2 separate regions of the Homo sapiens genome follow, and region 2 is linked to region 1. Evidence: read pairs that join two places in POLR2A ChIA-PET (ENCODE). Cell type or tissue: Panc1. All regions are shown on one strand. Each heading gives the region's core, and the rest is flanking DNA. Links, peaks and the distances in the headings are about the cores only. Region 1 overlaps LCOR (ligand dependent nuclear receptor corepressor). Region 2 overlaps LCOR (ligand dependent nuclear receptor corepressor).

The links. Peaks named below come from ENCODE experiments on the same cell type or tissue, not always from the same donor. Only the 100,000 strongest peaks of a DNase experiment are listed, where the experiment ranks them.
Region 2: POLR2A ChIA-PET joins it to region 1 with 14 read pairs; 4 of 35 experiments call an interaction of 5 or more read pairs at or near these places.

The regions. Positions count from the first base shown.
Region 1 is chr10:96,928,398-96,940,460 of GRCh38, reverse strand. The region is part of intron 4 of LCOR (ligand dependent nuclear receptor corepressor); the gene reads right to left. Among named protein-coding and RNA genes, the nearest start is that of LCOR, 100 kb to the right of the region's middle. In Panc1, for the core only: no CTCF peak of the experiment used is centred there; no DNase peak of the experiment used is centred there.
Region 2 is chr10:96,857,982-96,870,044 of GRCh38, reverse strand. All of the region lies in intron 2 of LCOR (ligand dependent nuclear receptor corepressor), which reads right to left. Among named protein-coding and RNA genes, the nearest start is that of LCOR, 32 kb to the right of the region's middle. In Panc1, for the core only: no CTCF peak of the experiment used is centred there; a DNase peak (open chromatin) is centred at 5,704; H3K27ac peaks cover 556 bases.

The sequences.
Region 1 (12,063 bases), core at 2,000-9,999:
GCAGGGTCCTCTGCCTAGGAAAACCAGAGACCTTTGTTCACTTGTTTATCTGCTGACCTTCCCTCCACTGTTGTCCTATGACCCTGCCAAATCCCCCTCTGCGAGAAACACCCAAGAATGATCAATAAAAAAAAAAAAAAAAAAAAAAAAAAAAAAATCATGACCACCTTTATTATAGTTGTATTTGCCAACATTCTTTTATAAATTTCCGTATCACGTTAACTATTTTGAGGAAAGCTGAACCATTTTCCAAAGCAGCTACACCATTTATATTCCCAAAAACAATGTATAAGGGTTCTGACTTCTCCACATACTCATGAACACTTGTTATCTTTTTTATTATACCCATTTTAGTAGATAAGAAGTGGTATTATCTCATGGTTTAAGGTTTGTATTTTTCTAATTGACTAATGATGTTGAGCATCTTTTCACGTGCTTATTGGCACATTATACCTTCTTTGGAAAAATGTCCATTCAGATCCTTGATCTTTTATTTTTGAGACGGAGTCTCACTCTGTTGCCTAGGCTGGAGCGCAGTGGCATGGTCTTGGCTCACTGCAACCTCCGCCTCCTGGATTCAAATGATTCTCTTGCCTCAGCCTCCAGAGTAGCTGAGACTACAGGCGCGTGCCATCAGGCCCGGCTGATTTTTTGTATTTTTAGTAGAGACGGGATTTCACCGTGTTGGCCAGGATGGTCTCGATCTCCTGACCTTGTGATCCGCCCGCCTCGGCCTCCCAAAGTGCTGGGATTACAGGCGTGGGCCCCGCGCCCGGCCTAGATCCTTGCTCATTTTTTATTGAGTCGTTTACCATTTTATTGTTGCATTGTAAGAATTCTTGATATATTCTGAAACAAGTCCATTATTAGATATATGATTTGCAAATATTTTCTCCCATTCTTTGAGTTTTCTTATTATTTGATAGTATTGATGGTACTGTTAGCAGCATGAAAGCTTTAATTTTAATGAATTCCAATCTATATATTTTTGGTCACTTGTGCTTTTGATGTTATACCTAAAAAACTTGGTCATGAAGATTTAACCCTATGCTTTCTTCTAAGAATTTTATACTTTTAGGGCGTACTTTTAGGTCTATAATACATGTCAAGTTAATTTTGTGTATGGCGTAAGGAAGGGGTCCAACCTCATTCTCTTCCATGTGGATACTCAGTTGGTTCCAGCATCTTTTGGTGAAAAAACAATTCTTTCCCCCAACGAACTGTTTTGGAACTCTTGCCAAAAGTCACTGGCCATACATTTTACTTCTGGACACTCGATTCTATTCCACTATTTATATATCTATCCTCAAGCCAGCATCACATTAAGCTGACCAACGTTGTTTTGTAGTAAGTTTTGAAATTGGTAAAGTGTAAATCCTCCCAATTTGTTCTTCTTTTACAAGACTGTTTAGACTATTTGAAGTCTCTTAAATTTTCATATGAATTTTAGGACCAGCTTGTGAATCTCTGCAAATAAGTCAGTTGGGATTTTGGTAGAAAATGCACTGAATCAGCGTATCAATTTGGGAAGTAATACCATAGTAACAATTTTAAGTCTTCTGATCCATGAACATGTCTTTCCATGTAATTTCTTTCAGTAACATTTTGTAATTTACAACATACAAGTCTTATATTTCTTTTATATTTATTCCTAAGTGTTGTATTATTTTTGATGCTACTGTAAACAGAACTGTTTTCAAACTTTCATGTTCATATTGTTCACTGCTAGTGTATAGCAATACAATTATTATTTTTTTTTAATGACGGGTATTCTGAACCTTGCTGAACTTGTTAAACTCTAATAGTGTTTTGTAAATTTCTTGGGATTTTCTATATACATCATCATGTCATCTGTAAAACCAAGACAGTTTTACCTCTTCTTTTGCAATTTGAATGACTTTGGTTTCTTTTTATTGTCTAATTTCCCTGGCTAGAACCTCATGTACAACGGTGGATGTACATGGTGAGAGTGGACATCCTGCCTTGTTTCTGATCTCGGGGGAAGCTGTTCCATCTTTTAGCTGAGTGTTTTTGTAGTTCAGATTTAGAAAGTTCTCTTCTATTGCTAGTTTGTTGTGTTTGTTTTTACATCAAGAAAACGTGTTGGATTTGGCCAAATGCCATTTTGGAGGGTGTCTACGGAGATGATCATGTGGTCTGTGTCACTTACTCTATTAACACATTGTATTACAGTAATTAAGAGTGTTAAAAACCAGCCAGGTACAGCGGCTCATGCCTGTAATTCCAGCTCTCTGGGGAGGATCGCTTGAGCCCAGGAGTTCGAGACCAGCCTGGGCAACATAGGGAGACCCCCGTCTCTACAAATCAGTTAAAAAATTATTAACAGCTGGGCATGGTGGTGCACATCTGTGGTCGCACCTACTTGGGGGCTGAGGCAGGAGTATTTCCTGAGCCTGGGAGGTCAAGGCTGCAGTGAGCCATGATTGTGCCACTGTGCTCCAGCCTGGACGACAGGGCAAGACCAGGGCGAGACCCTCAAATAATAAATAAATAAATAAATAGTTAAACCAACTTTGCACTCCTGGGATAAATTCCACTTGGTTGTGGTGTATAACACTTTTTATATGTTGCAAATTTTGATTTGCTAATGTTTTGTTGAGGATTTTTTTGTGCTGGTACTCATAAATGGTATTTGTCTGTAGTTTTCTTGTGATATCTTTGGTTTTCGTATAAATAATACTGGCCTCCCAGAATAAGGACGTCTTCTCTCTTCTCCTATACTTTGAAAAAGTTTGTGAAGAAATGGTATTAATTTGTCTTTAAATGTCTGACAGAATATGCCAGTGAAGGCAGAGTGTGGTGGCTCACACCTCTAATCCCAGCACTTTGGGAGGCCGAGGCGGGCAGATTGCTTGAGCCCAGGAGTTCAAGACCAGCCTGGGCAATATCATGAGACCCCATCTCTATTTAAAAAAAGAAAGAAAAAATATATATACCAGTGAAGATACCTGGCCATGGGCTTTTCTTTGATGGGAGTTTATAAATTACTAATTTAATCTCAATACTTGTTCTAAGTATTAGTTCCCTAGGGGTGTTATATTTTATCACAAACTGGGTGGCTTAAAACAGCAGAGATTTATTCTCTCACAGCTCTGGAGTCCAGGCACCCAAAATTAGGGTGTCAATAGGGTCATTTTCCCTCTGAAAGGTCTAGAGAAGAGTCCTTCCTTGCCTCTTCCTAGTTTCTGGTGGTTGCTGACAATCCTTGGCATTCCTTGCCTTGTGGCAGTGTAACTCCAATCTCTGTCTCCATCTTTACATGGTCCTCTTCCCTGTGTGTGTGTCTGTGTCTCCAAGTCTCTTTCTCCTTATAAGGCAACCAGTCATTGGATTTAGGGTCCACTCTAATCCAACATGACTTCATCATAAATTGATTACACCTGCAAAGACCTTACAGTGGTCCCCTCTTATCTGCAGTTTTGCTTTCCACAGTTACCCATGGTATAGTACAATAAAATATTTTGAGAAAAGAGAGAGAATATTCACATAACTTTTGTTATAGTATATTGTTATAATTGTTCAATTTTATTATTAGTTTTAATCTCTTATTGTGACTAATTTACAAATTAAGCTTTATCATAGGTATGTGTGTACAGGAAAAAAACATAGTATATATAGAGTTTGGTACGATCTGTAGTTTCAGGCATCCCCCTTATAAGGGGGAAGACTACTGTATTTCCAAATAAGGTCACATTCACAGGTACCAGGGGTGGATTCATGTTTTAGGGGGACACAATTCAATCTGCATCATAGATTTATTCAGATTTTCTGTTTCGCCTTACATCAGTATTGGTAAGTTTGTAACTTTCTAGGAATTTGCCTATTTCATCAAATTCTCTAAACTGCTGGCATACACATTGTGTTCACTGTATTCCCCAATTCTTTTTACTTCTGACTTCCTATATTTCATTTGTGATTAGTAACTTGAGTCTTCTATTTTTCTTGATCAGTGCTAAAGTTTACCTAATTTGATATTTTAAAAAAACCAGTTTTTGGTTTTGTTGATTTTCTCTATCATTTTTTACATTACTTCATTTCTTTCTGCTCTCGCATCTTTATTATTTCTCTCTTTCTGCCTGCTTTGGGTTTAGTTTGCTCTTCTTTTTCTAGTTTCCTAATGTGGATGATTAGGGTATTGATTTGAGATATGCTTTTTAAACACACATCCTCTAAGTACTGCTAAGTACATCTCATTCGTTTTGGTAAGTTTTAAAAATTCATCTGAAACTAGTTTCTAATTTCCTTTGCCTGATCCAATAAAAGCTGGTGGGCCCCTTTGCAGGGGCATGTTGTTGCCAGTGTTTGAGGTTTGCTCCAACCCCAGGAGGGCTCTTAGCTGTCTCTTATTCTGATTATCTGTTAAACGTCTAACAGGGGAATCTCAGAGCCTACTGTGGCTCGGGAGGCTGCCCGATTCATGAATCAAATAAACAAACATTTAATAGGTCTGTCATTTCACCTGTTGCTACGAATATGATGGACCTTCCAGGTGTCTCTTAACTATTCACACAGATCTTCATCATTTTCAACACCTTTAGGTGTGAGATTTTCTAAGCCAGAGAGTTCTGGAGTTCTCTGTTTTTGTCGTTGTTGTTTGTTTGTTTAAAGACAGGATCTTGCTCTGTTGCCCAGGCTTGAGTGCAGTGGCACAATCACAGCTCACTGCAAGCCTTGCCTTCCTGGGCTAAGGCCATCCTCCTGCCTCAGCCTCCCAAGTGGCTGAGATTACGGGTGTGTGCCACCACACCAGGCTAATTTTTAAAATATTTTGTAGAGAAGGAGTCTCACTCTATGCCCAGGTTGTTGCAGAACTACTGGCCTCAAGCAATCCTCCTGCCTTGGCCTCCCAAAGTGCTGGATTACAGGCGAGAGCCACCACACCCTGCTGGAATTCTGTTTGTAAAGTCAACCCTTCCAATAAAATGAACCAGTAAGAATAAAAAAGTTTGTATGACATACAACTAACAGAGCTAATAAAATAGCCAGGAGATGACCAGGCGCAGTGGCTTAAGCCTATAATTCCAGTACTTTGGGAGGCCAAGGCAGGCTGATCACCTGAGGTCAGGAATTTGAGATCAGCCTGGCTAACATGGTGAAACCCCATCTCCGCTAAAAATATAAACATTAGCCAGGGGTGGTGGCACGTACCTGTAATTCTAGCTACTCAAGAGGCTGAGGCAGGAGAAATGCTTGAACCCGGGAGGTGGAGGTTGCAGTGCGCCAAGATCATACCACTGCATTCCAGACTGGGTGACAGAGTGACACTCTGTCTCAAAAAAAAAAAAAAAAAAAAAAAAAAAGTAAAATAGCCAGGAGATAAGGAAAAGTTAAAGAAACCAATTCATGTCATCTCCCCTCAGCTGAATTCTAAAATAATACATTATTGTATAGTATGGCAAATAACAAAAAGATGCAAAATCTTCTGTAACTCAAAAACCATTTTCTTTGCATTTATTATTCCTAATAAATTTAGGAATATTTATTATTAAAGAACAAGTTGTTGGCATAAAACTAAATAGGAGTAAAGTTGGAGATTCAGACCAGGTGCGGTGGCTCACGCCTGTAAACCCAGCCCTTTTGGAGGCCGAGGCGAGCAGCTCATTTGATGGCAGGAGTTTGACACCAGTCTGGCCAACATGGCAAAACCCTGTCTCTACTGAAAATACAAAAATTATCCAGGTATGGTGGCGCATGCCTGTAATCCCAGCTACTCAGGAGGCTGAGGCACGAGAATCTCCTGAACCCAGGAGGCGGAGGTTGCAGTGAGCCAAGACTGCGCCACTGCATTCTAGCCTGGGTGACAGAGTGACACTCTGTCTTAAAAAAATAAATAAAAATAAAGTTGCAGATTTCAACTGGAATTTCTATCTCCTAGGAGGAGTTGCTTCCTTCAGGATGCAGAGACTGGGCCACCTAGATTGGCTGGCTCATAGGCAGAAGTGGCTCTGTTATATAATCTACTGTGAGCTTCTTAGGAGCATATATGCCTAGAAGTCCACAGAGCTTATGACTCTATAGCTCTAGGGTAGAAAGCAGTCCTTAAGCTTTTTAAAAACTCTCTCCTTAATAAACAACTGAAAAAATGAGGGAGGGATGAGAGTAGAAGAATTAAGGCATTTGTTACAGTGACACCACCATTAACCCAAAGGGTTTCCTCCATCTCTCATAGTCCTATACTGTTTACTTAATGGACTTTTGGCTTAAATTCAGTTACACAAAAACAATATATGTAATCTTACCTAGAGAATCCATTTAAAGATTATAAAGCTTATTACCATCTTATTTGAATCCTCTGAATCTGGATTACTTTAAAGATAACTTTATTATTTTCCTACATTAAATAAGAGTTGTTGTATTTAGAATTAAGTCTCGCCAAAGCTGTGAAATTTGCTAAGGTGAACATCACAACTTTTTTCCTGACAAAACACTTAGCAGAAAAATATGCTAAACAAATGCTATAAAACTCTTCAATCTATGGAACTTCAAGAAACTAGACAGCTGTAAATTGTTGAGTCAGAAGTATTTTCAAAGTGAATTATTTCATGAACTACATAAGAGAAATCAATATTGAAAAATCCAAGTGTATCTTTTTATTTGTGTTTTAATCTATTAAGAGTCTTTCGGCCAGGCACGGTGACTCATGCCTGTAATCCTAGCACTTTGGGAAACTGAGGCGGGTGTATCACGAGGTCAGGAGTTCAAAACCAGCCTGATCAACACGGTGAAATCCCATCTCTACTAAAAATACAAAAATTAGGCAGGCGTGGTGGCATGCACCTGTAATCCCAGCTACTCAGGAGGCTGAGGCAGGAGAATTGCTTGGACCCAGGAGACGGAGGTTGAGTGAGCCCAGATCGTGCCACTCCACTCCAGCCTGGGCAACAGAGCGAGACTCCATCTCAAAAAGAGTCTTTCCATCTGTAAATTGAAACCAATTCCATTTAAGCTACTAACTTTATATTAACTTAACCAGGGACTTGTGTTCTTTTGTCTTTTATTCCTCTATATAAATAAAGGTTTCACCATTTATCAATAAAAATTTATAAGCCACAATCATCTATAGTTTCATTTTTCTTAAAGCAAATATATTGCACAGAAATCCTACAAGGTTTATGCTTTTATAAATAATGCTTGTTCTTCTCATTCTCTGGAAGATCCTGAAAAAAGCTACCTTGTACACAAAGCTATAAAGAGAAAGTAAAAACAACTAGTATTCTCAACAATCTTAGCTATGAACTGCCAATCATTTGATATATTCCCCTAAAAAACACATACGCAGACATATTAACTTAAAAAAATTAAATGAGACTCACACTGAAGATCATTTTACTTATCCTCAATTAATATTAGGATTTTCTTTCTTACATTGTTACATATTCTTCAAAAACACTTATCTTAATAAATGTACCATAATTTGCAATTAGACCAGTTTTTTATTTTGTTACTATAACTGTGCATTTTAATGAATTTGTTCCACATTCTCATTATTTCCTTGGGATAGATTACTATAAGAGAAACCATCAACCAAAATAAACAATTTCTTCCTTTCTTGAAACATATTCACAAACTTTTTTCTAAGGAAAAGTTATACCAATTTGTATTCCCACTTGCAGTGTTCGGGGTACTATGGTGCAACACTTGTAGACATCAGATTTCATTGGTATACAATGATTCTTTGGTCCAGGCATGGTGGCTCATGCCTGTAATCCCAGCACTTTGGGAGGCCGAGACAGGTGGATCACAAGGTCAGGAGATCGAGACCATCCTGGCCAATATGGTGAAACCCCATCTCTACTAAAAATACAAAAATTAGCCAGGTGTGGTGGCGTGCGCCTGTAGTCCCAGCTACTCGGGAGGCTGAGGCAGGAGAATTGCTTGAACCCGGGAGGCGGAGGTTGCAGTGAACCAAGATCGCACCACTGCACTCCAGCCTGGGAACAGAGCGAGACTCTGTCTCAAAAAATAAAAATAAATAAAATAAAATAAAATAAAATAAAAAAGGTTCCTTGTTTCAATTTGCACTTCTCTGATTACTGGTAAGGATCAATATGTTTTAATGGTTTATTGTTCTTATATAGTTTTTTCCTTTCCTATGAGTTTACTGGAAGCAATATAATGATTAACCAATAATAATTCTAGCACCATCTACTGAATAACACTTAATTTTCCAAGCAATGTTTGAGGGTACTTTTTATAAAATCATCATAATAGTTCTATAAACATTAATTTCATTTATTGATTTATTTTTCAAATCTATCGTCAGTGGCATATTTTTAAAATTACATAAGTCTTAGCATTTAGGAAGGAAAATCCCCCTCATTATTTATATCTTTAAGATATCCTGGCCATTCTAGCTTTATTCTTCAGATTATATTTAAAATCACTTATAAAGAAAGATCAAAGACCTAGATTAGTGAATTCTGCTATCCCCCCAGCAAAAGCTCCCCAAAGACATACAATGTGTTTTTGATCACAATAGCATTATACCTAGAGAGTAATTCAGAAAGAGTAATATCCTTAAAACATTCAGTCTTCTCTTTTAGGAACTGTTTAAATTTACCCAAGTGGACTTTAATGGATTTCAAAGTTTATTCACACAGTTCCCACGTACTTATTATCTTACTTTTTTCTTGTCATTATGAAAAGGATTTTTCTTTTACTTCCTAACTGCTGCTGCTGAAACAAATGAAGAATGTATTTACATATGTTTGTATATAAAATTTAATTTTGTATACAGCTTTCAGGAGAAAGTGTAGGTCCATCTATCTTCAGGTTGTTATGTTCTCTGGTAGACTCACTACTTTGCGTCCACTTCCCAATATCCTTTAAGTAATTTCTTTTAAAGGAGTTGTGGAAGGTGGTAGGGAGAAGCAGAAAGAAAAAGAGCTATAGAAACTACCAATGCTGCCAGGCGCAGTGGCTCATGCTGTTAATCCCAGCACTTTGGGACACCGAGGCAGTGGATCACTTGAGGTCAGGAGTTTGAGACCAGCCTGGCCGACATGGTGAAACCCCATCTCTACCAAAAATACAAAAAAACTACCCAGGCATGGTAGTGTGCACCTGTAGTCCCAGCTACTCAGGAAGCTGATGCAGAAGAATCACTTGAACCTGGGAGGCGGAAGTTGCAGTGAACCAAGATGACACCACTGCACTCTAGCCTGGGAAACAGAGCAAGACTCCATCTCAAAGAAAAAAAAAAAAAAAAATACCAGTGCTTTGTGGTGTCACCATCCATCACCCAAAACAGGGGAGGAAATACAATACTAAATGGGCTGAGATATTTTCCAACAGGAAAAGCTTTAATAATAATATTATAAATAATATTTGTCATAATTTGTAATAATAGTAAAAGCTTTACAAATATACACTTTTATTATCTAATAGGAGCCTTTATTATGTTTTCTAGGAAGGGCTATAAAGTATCTAAAATACATTTTCAAATATGGAGTTTGTCTAGCCCATTTTGTGCTGCTATAATAAAATTCCTGAGAGTAAGTCATTTATAAATAACAGAAGCTTATTTTCTCACAGTCTGGAACCTGGAATTCCACAATCATGGCAACAGCATTCGGTGTCTGGTGAAGGCCTTCTTGCTGCGCTCTCACATGGCAGAAGGCAGAGAAGGGCAAGTAAGCTAGCCTAACCCTACACCAAGCCCCTTTTTTAATTCCATTAAGGAGGAAGGAGTCCTTATGGCCTAATCACCTCTTAAAAGGCCCCACCTCTTAATACTATCACATTGGCAACACCTGAATTTTGGAGAGGACCCATTCAAAGCACAGCAGTTTACTCTACGCTTTTCTCCACAATTTAAAGTAGCTCTCTCTCAAAGCCACTAGAAATGCTTTAGGAAGTTATTCGGGTTGAAGGGAAATGACAGTATAAAAACACTGCTGAGAGAAAGTAAAAACTAATACAGGTGAGATAAACTATGTAAACTGAAATACCACTACTGACGTGGCAATTCTTTCCAAATTAATCGAAGTTTCAATACAATCCTAATCAAAATCCTCAAAGGTTTTTTCAAGAATTGGTAAGGTGATTATAATCTTTATAAACTTTATAAAGAAAGATCAAAGACCTAGATTAGCAAAACAAGTTTGAAAAACTAAAAAACTGGAAGACTCATACTACTAGATTTCTACATTTAAAGATATAATAAAGACACTGTGGTACTGGTGTAAGGACAGACATATAGATCAATGGCATACAACACAGGCACACCTCACTTTATTGCACTTGGCAGATACCGTGTCTTTCACAAATTAAAGGTTTGGGGCAACCCTGTGTCGACCAAGTCTAGTGGTGCCATTTTCCCAAGAGCATATGGTGACACCACTTGGTGTCACATTTTTGTAATATTTGCAATATTTCAATCTTTTTAATGGTTACTATTCACAGTGGTGATTCCTAATTAGTGATTTTTTATGTTACTGTAGTGAATTATTTTGAGGTCCCACACACTGCACCTGTATAAGATGGTGAACTAAATTGATAAATGTTAGGTGTGTTCTGATCCACTGAACACCTGTTCCCTTGTCTTTCTCCCTCTCCTTCGACCTCCTATTCCCTGAGACACAATATAGAAATTAGGCCAGTTAATATACTTTACAATGACCTCTAGTGTTCAAGTGAAAGGAAGAGTTGCATGTCTCTCACTTTAAATCAAAAGCTTGAGCTTTTGATTTAAATGATTGAGCTTAGTGAGGAAGGCATGCTGAAAGCTGACAGGTCAAAACATAGGTCTCTAATGTCAGTTAGCCAACTTGTGGATGTAAAGGAAAAAGTTCTTAAGGAAAATTAGATGTGCTACTCCAGTGAACACAAAAATGACAAAGTAAAACAGCTTTATTGCTTATATGGAGAAAGTCTGAGTGGTCTGGATAGAAGATCAAACCAGCCACAACATTCTCTTAAGCCAAAGCCTAATCCAGAGCAAGGCTCTAACTCTCTTCAATTCTATGAAGGCTGAGAGGTGAGGAAGCTGCAGAAGAAAAGCTGGAAGCTAGCCGAGGTTGGCTTATGAGGTTTAAGGAAAAGAAGTCATCTCTGTAACAACAAAAGTGCAAGGTGAAGTGGCAAGTGCTGATACAGAAGCTGCACCAAGTTATACAGAAGATCACTCTAAGATCACTGATGAAGGTGGCTACACAAAACAACAGATTTTCAATGTAGACAAAAAGGCCTCATACTGGAAGATGTCAGCAAGGACTTTCATAGTGAGAGAGGACAAGTCAATGCCTGGCTTCAAAGCTTCAAGAACAGGTTGATGAGATTGTTAGAGTCTAATGCAGTGGTGACCAAAGTTGAAGCCAGTGCTCATTTACGATTCCCCAAATTCGAGGGCCCTTAAGAATTATGCTAACTCTACATTGCCTGTACTCTATAAACAGAACAACAAAGCCTGGATGACAACACATGTGTTTATATTATGGTTTACTGAATATTTTAAGTCCCCAGTTAAGACATACTGCTCAGAAAGAAAAAAATAAAGATTCCTTTAAAAATATTACTGCTCACTGACAATCCACCTGGTCATTCAAGAGCTCTGATGGAGATGTACAAGGAGATTAATGTTGTTTTCATGCCTACTAACACAATACCCATTCTGCAGCCCATGTATCCAAGAGTAATACTGACTTTCAAGTCTTGTTACTTAAGAAATACATTTCGCAAGGTTATAGCTGCCATAGCTGGTGATTCCTCTGAAGGATCTAGGCAAAGTAAATTAAAAACTTTCCGGAAAAGATTTGCCATTCTAGATGCCATTAAGAACATTCGTGATTCAAGAGAGAAGAACAAAATATAAATATTAACAAGAGTTTTGAAGAAGCTGATTCAAACCCTCACAGATGACTTGGAGAAGTTCAAGACATCAGTGGAGGAAGGACCTGCAGATATGGTGGAAATGGTAAGAGAACTTGAAGTGGAGCCTTAAGATGTAACTTAATTGCTGCAATCTCGTGACAAAACTTGAAAGGGTGAAGAGTTGCTTGTTATGGATGAGAAAACAAAACAGTGGTTTATTTTTTTTTAAAT
Region 2 (12,063 bases), core at 2,325-10,324, 71 kb after region 1:
AAACAAAGAACTTATGGTTAGAAGTTTAGGCTCTGAAGTCAGACCCTGCCTATGAGCCCCATCATTTACTAGCTTAGGCTTAATGATAAGCACCACAGGTAAGTCTATACATCCTCATGAAGCTTACAGTTCAGTGTACCTAAATATTTCCTTAAGAAGAACTGAGATCCTGGTGGGCACAGTGGCTTATGCCTGTAATCCCAGCACTCTGGGAGGCCAAGGTGGGCAGATCACCTGAGGTCAGGAGTTCGAAACCAGCCTGACCAACATGGAGAAACCCTGTCTCTACTAAAAATACAAAAAATAGCTGAACGTGGTGGTGTGCACCTATAATCCCAGCTACTTGGAAGGCTGAGGCAGGAGAATCGCTTGAACCAGGCAGGCTGAGGTTGAAGTGAGCAAAGATCGTGCCACTGCACTCCAGCTTGGGCAACAGAGCAAGACTCTGTCTAAAAAAAGAAAAAAAAAAAAAAAAGAAAGAACCAATGAACGAACTACTGAGATACTAATTTCTGTTCATTCAAAACTTAGGCCAGGTACGATGGCTCATACCTGTAATCCTAACACTTTGGGAGGCCAAGGTAGGCAGATTACTTGAGGCCAGGATTTTGAGACCAGCCTGGTTGACATGGTGAAACCCCATCTCTACTAAAAATACAAAAAAATTAGCTGGCCGTGGTAGCACATGCCTGTAATACCAGCTACTCAGGAGGCTGAGGCACAAGAATCACTTGAACCCAGAAGGTGGAGGCTGTAATGGGCCGAGATCAGGCCACTGCACTCCACCCTGAGTGACAGAGCACAACTCTGACCCCCCGCCAAAACAAACAAAAAAACAGGCCAGGCACAGTAGCTCACTCCTGTAATCCCAGCACTTTGGGAGGCCGAAGCGGGGGGATCACTTGAGGTTGCGAGCTTTGAGACCAGCCTAGCCAACATGGTGAAACCCCGTATCTACTAAAAATATAAAAATTAGCTGGGCATGATGGCGGTTGCCTGTAATCCCAGCTACTCTGGAGGCTGAGGTGGGAGAATCATTTGAACCTGGGAGGCAAAGGATGCAGTAAGCCAAGATTGTACCACTGTACTCCAGCCTAGGTGATAGAGTGAGACTCTCTCAAAAAACAACAACAACAAAAACCAACAATTAATTCATCTATCCAGCAACTTACTGGACACCCACTGTGTGTCAGATTAACCTATTTGCTAGGATACAATGCTAAACAAGACAGATGACGGTCCCTATCATCAAGAGGCTTAAAACTTGGAGGAGATGGACAATAATGAAATGGTTATAAATACAAAATTAAAAATCATTAAAAGTGCTATGAAAGAATAGTATAATACTGCTGGGGGAATCTGATCTGATACGAAAGGTTAGACTAGGTTTTTCTGACAGTGACCTAAAACTACACTGTAATTTCAGTCCTTTATCTTAAGAATTTGATGACTTTTAAAAAGTAACCACTCCGACCAGGAAGAGTGGCTCACGCCTGTAATCCCAGCACTTTCGGAGGCCGAGGCAGGTGCATCACGAGTTCAGGAGTTTGAGACCAGCCTGGCTAACACAGTGAAACCCCGTCTCTACTAAAAATACAAAAAATTAGCCGGGGGTGGTGGCATGCGCCTGTAATCCCAGCTACTCGGGAAGCTGAGGCAGGAGAATCACTTGAACCTGGAAGGCGGAGGTTGCAATGAGCTGAGATCATGCCACTGCACTCCAGCCTGAACAACAGTGCAAGACTCCATCTCAAAAAAAAAAAAAAGAAAAGAAAAGAAAAGAAAAAAGTAATCACTCCTTATGGCATACTGGAAAACTCAATATTATTAGGACATCCATCCCCATTAAATTGATATATTCGGCCCGGTGCGGTGGCTCACGCCTGTAATCCCAGCACTTTGGGAGGCCGAGGCGGGTGGATCACCTGAGGTCGGGAGTTCGAGACCAGCCTGACAAACATGGAGAAACTCCGTCTCTACTAAAAATACAAAATTAGCCAGGCACGGTGGTGCATGCCTGTAATCCCAGCTACTCGGGAGGCTGAGGCAGGAGAACCGCCTGAACCCGGGAGGCGGAGGTTGCAGTGAGCCAAGATCATGCCATTGTACTCTAGCCTGAGCAACAAGAGAGAGACTCCAACTCAAAAAAAGAAAAAAAAATTAATATATTCAACATCATCGTTGTTAAAATTCCAGTAGGCTATCTTGAAAAAACAGACAAAATATTCTAAAATTTATATATATTTATACATAAACATATTGTATGATTTTTACATATTAAGTAGATTAAATATATATCTATACATATAAAATAGAGATGAGGTTTTGCTATGTTATCCAGGCTAGTCTTGAACTCCTGGGCTCAAGTCATCCTCCCGCCTTCCCGCCTTGGCCTCCCAAAGGGATTACAGATGTGAGCCACCACATTCAGCTTATAAATATATTTTTGAGACAGAATTTCACTCTGTCACCCAGGCTGGAATGTAGTGGTATGATCACAGCTCACTGCAGCCTTAATCTCCTCAGCTCAAGCGATCCTCCCACCTCAGTCTTCTGAGTAGCTGGGACTATTGGTACATGCCACCACACCCAACTAATTTTTAAATGTTTTGGGGAGGCAAGATCTCCATATGTTGCCCAGGCTGGTCTCAAACTCCTGGACTCAAATGATCCTCCTACCTCAGCCTGACAAAGTACTGGGGTTACAGGTGAAGCCCAACGCACCTGGCCAATATTTAAAACAGAAAAGACTGTCCGGGCACAGTGGCTCACGCCCATAATCCCAGCACTTTGGGAGGCGGAGACGGGTGGATCACCTGAGGTCGGGAGTTCGACATCAGCCTGACCAACATGGAGAAACCCCATTTCTACTCAAAATACAATCCCAGCACTTTGGGAGGCTGAGGGGAGCATGCCTGTAATCCCAGCTACTCGGGAGGCTGAGGCAGGTGAATCGCTTGAACCTGGGAGACGGAGGTTGCGGTGAGCCGAGATTGCGCCACTGCACCCCAGCCTGGGCAATGAGTGAAACTCCATCTCAAAAAAAATAATAGTAATAGAAAAGACTGACAAATACGAAAAATCTGGCAAAATGTGGAAAAACCAATCTCTCATACATTGTTGGTGGGAATGTAAAGTGGTGGCACAACCTCTTTCAAGAATTGTTTGGGGCTGGGCACGGTGGCTGAAGTCTGTAATCACAACACTTTGGGAGGCCAAGGCAGGCAGATCACCTGAGGTCAGGAGTTCGAGACCAGCCTGGCCAACTTAGTAAAACCCCGTCTCTACTAAAAATACAAATAATTAGCTGGGTGTGGTAGTGTGCGCCTGTAATCCGAGCTACTAGGGAGGCTGAGGCAGGAGAATTGCTTGAACCTGGGAGGTTGCAGTGAGCCGAAATCGGGCCATTGCACTCTAGCCTGGGCAACAAGAGCAAAACTCCATCTCCAAAAGAAAGGGTTATTTGGCAATTTCTTATAAAATTAAACATACATCTATCTCCAACCTAGGACCCAGCAATTCCACTTCTAGGTATGTACCCAAGAGAAATGAATAATGGTCCACAAAAAGACTTGTACAAAAATGTTTATAGCAGCATTATTTATAACAGCCCCCAAACAACCGAAATGCTCATCAGCAAAAGAATGGATAAACGAACTGAGGTATAGCCGTACAAGGAAATACTATCCAGAAATAGAAAAGAATGAACTAATGTCCAGAATAGGCAAATGAATAGAGACAAAGTATACTAATAATTGCCTATGGCTGGGGTAAGGGAAGGAGACAGAATGAGGAGTGGCTATTCTAAAATTTGATCATGTAACGGGTGTACAACTCTGTGAATACAGTAAAAATGTAATTGAATTGTACAACGCTTTAAATGGGTGAAATATATGCTATATGAATATTTCAGTAAATCCGCTAAAAAAGGAATGAACTGTTAATAAATAGAGCACCACATACAAACATTAGGTTTAAGCAAAAGTCTGACAAAGAAAGAAACATACTGTGTAGTTCCTTTTATATGAACTCCAGATGCAGGCAAACTAATTTATAATGATAGGAATCAGTTACTGTGGCAGTAAGAGATTGGCCAGAAAAGGATATTAGCAAACCTTCAAGGAGGCTGGCAGTGCTCTATTTCTTTTTCCTTTTTTTTTTTTTTTTTTTGAGACAGAGTCTCGCTCTTGTTGCCCAGGCTGGAGTGTAATGGCGCGATCTCAGCTCACTGCAACCTCTGCCTCCTGGGTTCAAACAATTCTCCTGCCTCAACTTCCCAAGTGGCTAGGATTACAGGCACCTGCCACCACACCCGACTAATTTTTGTATTTTTAATAGAGACAGGGTTCCCCATGTTGGCCAGGCTGGTCTCGAACTCCTGACCTCAGGTGATCCGCCCACCTCAGCCTCCCAAAGTGCTGGGATTACAGGCGTGAGCCACCGCGCCTGGCTCAGAAGTGTTCTATTTCTTGTTTTGGGTGATGGCCATAGGGGTGTATACAACTGTCATAACTACTGTACATTTTAATTGCATCTCAATTAAACACGATAAAAAAATCACTCCTATTTGATTTTGGAAAGAGAGAGATAGAAACTGACAGAATGTCTGCCTAAGAATGCCTTCATGCTTCTCCAATGGGAGCAACTGTACAGCTATGGATTTACAGAAATATCTAGTGCCTAGGTATAATTGTATCTTTTCTTCCCATAAAATTTTAACAATATACTCATCCAGTGCCCCCTTCCAATTTTCAGTTTCCCTAATTTTTTTTAAAACAGCCTAACAGTCCACAGTCAAAACTGAACCTCATAAAGGCATGTTTAAGTACATCAAATGGTGAGACGAAAATATAAATTTTTATATAAACCAGAATGAGTCTTAAGAGGGAAATTAAGATCTAACTTTGCTTTTTCTGTCTTCTGAAAATATACGTTGATATCCTATAGTCCTTTCTACCAACCACATTTCCCCTACCTCCTTCCCATAGTTAATTAACACCTACTAATCTCTCGTCTCTCAAATTAAATTTTCTTTTCTCAGAAATTCTTCTGAGTTTCTATTACTCCAATCCACCCCCACAACTCACACACAATTATAGTCTTGAGCTGCTTAACAACAAGGATATGGTCTGAGAAATATGCCAATAGGTGTGTTGTTGTGTGAACATCATAGGGTGTACTTACACAAACCTAGATGGTATACCCTACTACACACCTAGGCTATTGCTAGCAAGCTACAAACCTATAGCATGTCACTGTACTGAATGCTGTCGGCAATGGTAACACAATGGTAAGTATGTGTATATCTAAACATACCTAAACACAGAAAAGGTATAGTAAAAATACAGTATTATAATCTTACAAGATTACTGTCATATATGTGGTCTGTTGTTGACTGAAACATTGTTATGAGGTGCATGACCATACATACATGCAGAGAACAACGTCTCTTTTCAGAGCTTTTATCTGGTTCCTTGTGTAACTGATGTCCCTGTTTTTCCCATTATATTCTAAGTGCCATGCGAGCAGGAACAGAGTCTGCTTTGCACATCACCATATCCCCATATAGTGCTTGGTAGCTAGTAAAGATGTTCACAGAACATTTGGCTCAGTGAATAAAAATACAATCCAACCACACCATCTAAACAAAGACTGTCCCCAAAGCAAATAAGGATTTTTCCTTGTTTGAAAAATCAACTGAAAGTCAATACACCTTTATTTGACAGAGAACATTTTGGATTACCATCTATGAGTCATTACTTGAGTATCTACTTCCTTTTCAACTTGGCTCTCAGAATGTTGGACTGTCCTCTGTGTCATTATTTCCTATCCTCATTCTTCTACCTATTGGTCCCTTCTTAGTTGGGCACATTTATTCTTATAACCTTTAATCTCTGTTGTGTATTTTATGATGTGCTTCCGGAGTTTCTAAGATATTGGACCTTAAGAAATTAGGCGATAAGGTTCATAAACTACTGCCAAGTTAATATTTAATGGCATCATTAGCTGTAGAAACATAACTGCTCAGGGACAGGTGTTTCACATCAGAATGTAAACATACAAAGTGACATTCCTACCAACAAGCTCAGAACAGTTCCTCCAACATTCAGTAAACATAATGCTAACTGATACAGAAAGAATAAAGTGCCAAAAACAAAAGACAAAATAGGCAGGTTAGAGACAAAAGATAGCATCATGAAAGAAGGCAACTAGCATTCTGTAGAACATACTAAATCAAACCAAAAATATCAACTTAAACTTACTAGAGAAAAAGTATTTTAGCAAACGCCTAAGGTAAATACAAGACCAAGCCTTTGGGCAAAATTTGAGCAACTTTTCTAAACTCCTTTAAAGCAGTTTAAAGACTGCACAACACCAGTCTATGCTTTCTTGAAAAAGGTCAACCTCAGAAAAACCTGATCATGCTATCCCAATCCACACACTTCACGTTTCCACAGCACTAACAATGCAATCAAACTTTTAGAATCAATTCCCAGAAAATGAATTCTGAATGTGAAAAAATCAGAAAATTCACAAGATGGACCAGGCATGGTAGCTCACACCTGTAATCCCAGCACTTTGGGAGGCCGAGGTGGGTAGATCACTTGAGGTCAGGAGTTCGAGACCAGGCTGGCCAACATGGTGAAACCCCGTCTCTACTAAAACTACAAAAATTAGCCAAGTGTGGTGGTGCATGCCTGTAATCCCAGCTACTCAGGAGGCTGAGGCAGGAGAATCACTTGAAACAAGGAGGCGGAGGTTGCAGTGAGCTGAGAGCACACCACTGCACTCCAGCCTGAGCAACAGAGTGAGACTCCATCACAAAAAAAAAAAAAAACAGAAAAAGAAAACATATTACTTCGGCTGGGCATGGTGGCTTACATCTCTAATCCCAGCACTCTGGGAGGCTGAGGTGGGCAGATCACTTGAGGTCAGGAGTATGAGACCAGCCTGGCCAACATGGTGAAACCCCATCTCTCCTAAAAATACAAAAATTAGCCGGGCATGTGGTGGTGGGTGCCTGTAATCCCAGCTACCTGGGAGGCTGAGGCAGGAGAATTGCTTGAACCCAGGAGGCAGAGGTTGCAGTGAGCTGAGATCATGCCACTACACTCCAGCCTGGGCCACAAGGGCAAAACTCTGTTTCAAAAAAAAAAAAAAGAAAAGAAAAGAAAGAAAACATATTACTAAACTTTAAAAAAGATACTTGTGATATTCTGAAATACATATTTGGTCTTGGACCCTCTTTAACTCCTAAAATCCTTAGAGACTACAAAGTGTTGTCTTTTTGTACACCAATGAGTTGACGGGGGCTGGCAATTCCTAGGTAGCTTGAGGATAGGAGCTGGCCACCAGGAAGACCAAGACAGGATTAGAGGGTTGAGACTTGCAACCCACCTTCCAAACTCTGGAGAAGGGAAAAGGGCTGAAGGTTAAGTTGATCACCAATGGCCAATAGTTTACCAATCATGCCTACGTGGCTGGACTTGGTGATGCATGCCTGTAATCCCAGCACTTTGGGAGGCTGAGGCGGGCGGATCACCTGAGGTCAGGAGTTTGAGACCAGCCTGGGTAATATGGTGAAACCCCATCTCTTCAAAAAATAGAAAAATTGGCCGAGGATGGTGGTGCATACCTATAGTCCCAGCTACAAAGGAGGCTGAGGTGGGAGGACTGCTTCAGATCGAGGCTGCAGTGAGCCAAGGTTATGCCACAGCACTCCAGCCTGGGCAACAAAGTGAGACGCTATCTCAAAAACAAAGAAAAGAAAAAAAAATCATGTCTATGTAACGAAGCCTCCCATAAAAACTTAAAAGGACTGGGTTTGGAGAGCTTCCAAATACCTGAACATGTGGAGGCTCCTGGAGAGTAGTGTGCCCAGGGAGGGCATGAAAGCTCTGTGCCCCTTCCTCCATGCCTTGCCCTATGCATCTCTTCACCTGTATCTTTGTAATATCATTTATAATAAACCAGTAACTGTAAATAAGTGCTTCCCTGAGTTTTGTGGGCTACTCTAGCAAAGTAATCAAATGCAAAGAGGGAGTTATGGGAACCCCAACTTGAAGACAGCCATTAAGAAGTTCCAGAAGCCCAGACTTAAGATTGCTGTCTGAAGGAGGAGGGTCAGTCTTAGAGATGGAGACCTTACATGTGGGATCTGATGGTATCTCCAGGTAGATAGTGTTGGAATTGAGTTAGAAGACACCTACCTTGGTTGGGCGCAGTGACTCACACCTGCAATCCCAGCACTTTGGGAGGCCAAAGTAGGCAGATCACTCAAGACCAGCCTGGCCAACATGGCGAAACCCCATCTGTACTAAAAATACAAAAATTAGCCGGGTGTGATGGCACACATCTGTAACCCCAGCTACTCAGGCACCTGAGGCAGGAGAATCACTTGAACCCAGGAGGTGGAGGATGCAGTGAGCTGTGATCATGCCACTGAACTCCAGCCTGGGTGACAGAGTGAGACACCCTGTCTCAAAAAAAAAGAAAGAGAAAAGAGAAGAGAAGAGACTCACCTAGTGTCCACTGCAGAATTGAATGCCTGCTTATTGGTGGGGGAAAAAACCCACGTTTGGTCACAGAACTGTTCTGTGTTGAAGATTGTGATTATTGTAATATGGTGTGAGCAGAGGAAAAACAGATTTTGTTTTCCCACACTCACACTACCACTGTCAAAAATATTTATAAGTGTTAGAAGAAGCTTACTGCATTCATCACTACGAACTTATGACATTTTCTTTACTTACTGTTATTTCATTTTAGTGAATTTTAGTGGGGCTGGAAGGGAAAGCATATGTATTTAAAAGTACTTGCATAGGTCTCCTAAATCTGTTTTTCCAGTAGTCTTAGGTTCCTCAAAAATGAATTTGTCACACCACAAAGGTTCTGAACAAAATTACAGAACAAGAAGATACCCACTTTCTATAAATTAGAAACCAAAAGAATATTCATTACGTTTTTTTCAAAGTCCAGCCAACCTTAAAGGTGTTATCCAACTCTGTTTGCTGAAAATGAACTAGAACCCAGAAATATCGTTCAAGTTATTAACTTTTTGCTTAGACTCACCAAAATACTAACTGTCCTTACCTCAACAGCTAACTGCCCCAAACATACTCTTTCTTTTATACTCAGGATATTGGCATGTATTTACTGTAGGCGTTTCACTTTATTTCTTCTATTAGTTTTCACACATGACTGCTGAGTAGGACACACTAAGAAATGTTTAGCTGTCCATCAACTAGGAACACAGGTTCAGCTAAACTGTAACTATAGACTAAAATGTAAAGTTCCATAAATATAACCAACCACAAAGTAACATCACATTTTCTGAAGATATCCACCGGGAAAACTTATGGTCAGCATTTTATTTCAAAACGATGGACTTACCCAAAATTAAATTTCAGCATGTGCCAAATATAGTCTGTATTAGCTTTCTAGGACTGCTGGAACACACTACCACAAACTGGGTAACTGGCTGAAAACAACATTGCGATTCTAGAGGCTAGAAGTCAGAAACCAAGGTATTGGCATGGCCATGCTCCCTCCAAAGGCTCTAGAAAAGAATCCTTCCTTGTTTCTTCCTAGCTTCCGGTGGTTGCCAGCAATCCTTGGCAATCCTTGGCATTCCTTGGCTTGTGGCAGTGTAACTCTAATCCCTGCCTCCATCTTCCGTGTCTGTATCCTCATTTCCCCCTTCTTCTGGAGTTATCACTTGTTGGATTAGGGGCCACCCTAATATAGTATGACTTCATCTTAATTTTAACTGCAAAGACCTTATGTATAAATAAGCTAAAATTCACAGGCACTGGAGGTTAAGACTTCATTGTATCTTTTTGGGGGACACAATTCAACCCACCACATGGCCCAAGTCAGTCAATTTCTTCAAAATTAGATCTAGATTCATGGTTAGAATATTTATCAATTTTTGCCTAACCTATATCCATTTCTGTTAGATAACAGCATCCAATTTTCATTTGAAGAACCACTCTTCTCCTTCAAGCCCTTAAGTGAAGGCTGATCTTAAGCCCCTCTCCAAAAGCGGGCACTTGTCCCTGGTCAAGTCAGAGAACCACACTCCACTGGCCATACTGACTGGCTCAGGGATGGGCCACATGACCCAGGCCTGGCCAATGTCCTTCTATCCACTCAGTTTGGCTGGTACTATACAGAAAGAGACACATCAGGCCAGGTGCCGCAGCTCATGCCAGTAGTCCCACCACTTTCGGAAGCCAAGAGTGGACTGCTTGAGTTCAGGAGTTTGATACCAGCCTGGGCAACATGGCAAAACCCCTTCTCTACTAAAAATACAAAAAATTAGCCAGGTTTGGTAGCACACGCCTGTGGTGCCAGCTACTCAAGAGGCTGAGGCACGAGAATTACTTTAACCTAGAAGCCAGAGTTTGGAGTAAGCCAAGATCACACCACTGCACTCCAGCCTGGGCGACAGAGCGAGACTCGGTCTCAAAAAAAGGAAAGAGACACATGCCTCCTTCTGGGATTCTGGACTTTAAGAATGATACAAGTCTAGGCTGGGCGCGGTGGCTCGCACCTATAATCCTAGCACTTTGGGAGGCTGAGGCAAGTGGATCACCTGAGGTCAAGAGTTCGAGACCAGCCTGGCCAACATGGTGAAACTCCATCTCTACTAAAAATACAAAAAAATTAGCCAGATGTGGTGGCAGGCGCCTGTAATCCCAGCTACTTGGGAGGCTGAGGCAGGAGAATTGCTTGAACCCGGGACGCTAAGGTTGCAGTGAGCCGAGATTGTGCCATTGCACTCCAGCCGGGCAACAGATGCCACTGACCATCTTTACCATCATACCTGCCAAAGAACAAAGCCAAAAGTACAACAAAATGCTTACCGATGGAAAGAAGGAAACATTCCTGATGATATCAGTTAAAACTCCTGGATCCTGTCATGTTAGAACCTCATTTTATGCTCTGAACTTCCGAGTTCATAAACCCACAAAATGACCTTTTTGACTTAAACTAACCTGAGTTGGGTTTCTATCATTTGCAATACAAAGTGTCCTGATAAAAGCACAATACTGCAATGTGCCGTATGGTTGAGAAAAGAACCTCACTTTTTTAAGGTTACTTTCTCAAATTTAGCAAAGGACAGGGAGAGCCAGTAGAGAAAGAATAATTTGTATCTGTGTAATGGACACAGATGGCCCTATCCACCAGGCCATCTGCCAGGCAGGGTTCTGGAATCTAAGTTACAAATTCATTCATGCTTGTTAAAAGTACGGATCTGTGAGGTCCTGATAGCAAAATATAAACAATATTAGAAACTCCCAGAGTTATTTTAAAAAAACAAAAAACCCTAAGTATCCAAACATTCATAAAGTTTTCCCCTCCCTAATGACACTCCACATTATGATCATCCCCAAAAGTAATGACAAGCCTAATTACTAAATGCTAGCCAGAATGGTGACAATCATATTGAATATCTCTTTCTGACCACAGCACCACTGTGAGGAAACTCATGATAGTCTCACCCTTTATTATGCCTACAATTATTTATGGTTGGTTTGTTTCTCTAGCAAACTGTGTCACACACATAGTATGTCAGTAAGTAACCCTGTAGTTCTGGAAGGATCATGAACATTTTATACTCACAATCTAAAGGTCTTCTTTTTCTGCCTGCTGGCCACCTCCAACTTTTACCAATTTGTCTGTCGAAAATCCCCAGACCTTTACTTAATCCATTTGCTGGTGCTTCAGAAACCTCAGAGTAACATGCTCTGAACAAAAAGGAAAGCATTACATTTTGAAGTAAAACTAGATAAAATGTTTCACCTGTTAAAGGTCACGTTTCAAGTGTCTCATCACAATTCACACAAATAGAAAAATTACAGTCCTTACTATCTCTAATACTTCTAATACAGTGGTTCTCAAATGCACAATTCCTCCCACTTAACCTTTTAAAAATCACTGTGTTAAAGTCATTAAGGGTACACCAAACTGTGTCCAAAAATTAACACTCCCTCTTTCTCATCTTAGTTTTTATTTTTCCTTAAATAACTTGAATCACAACAAACAGAACACTACCTC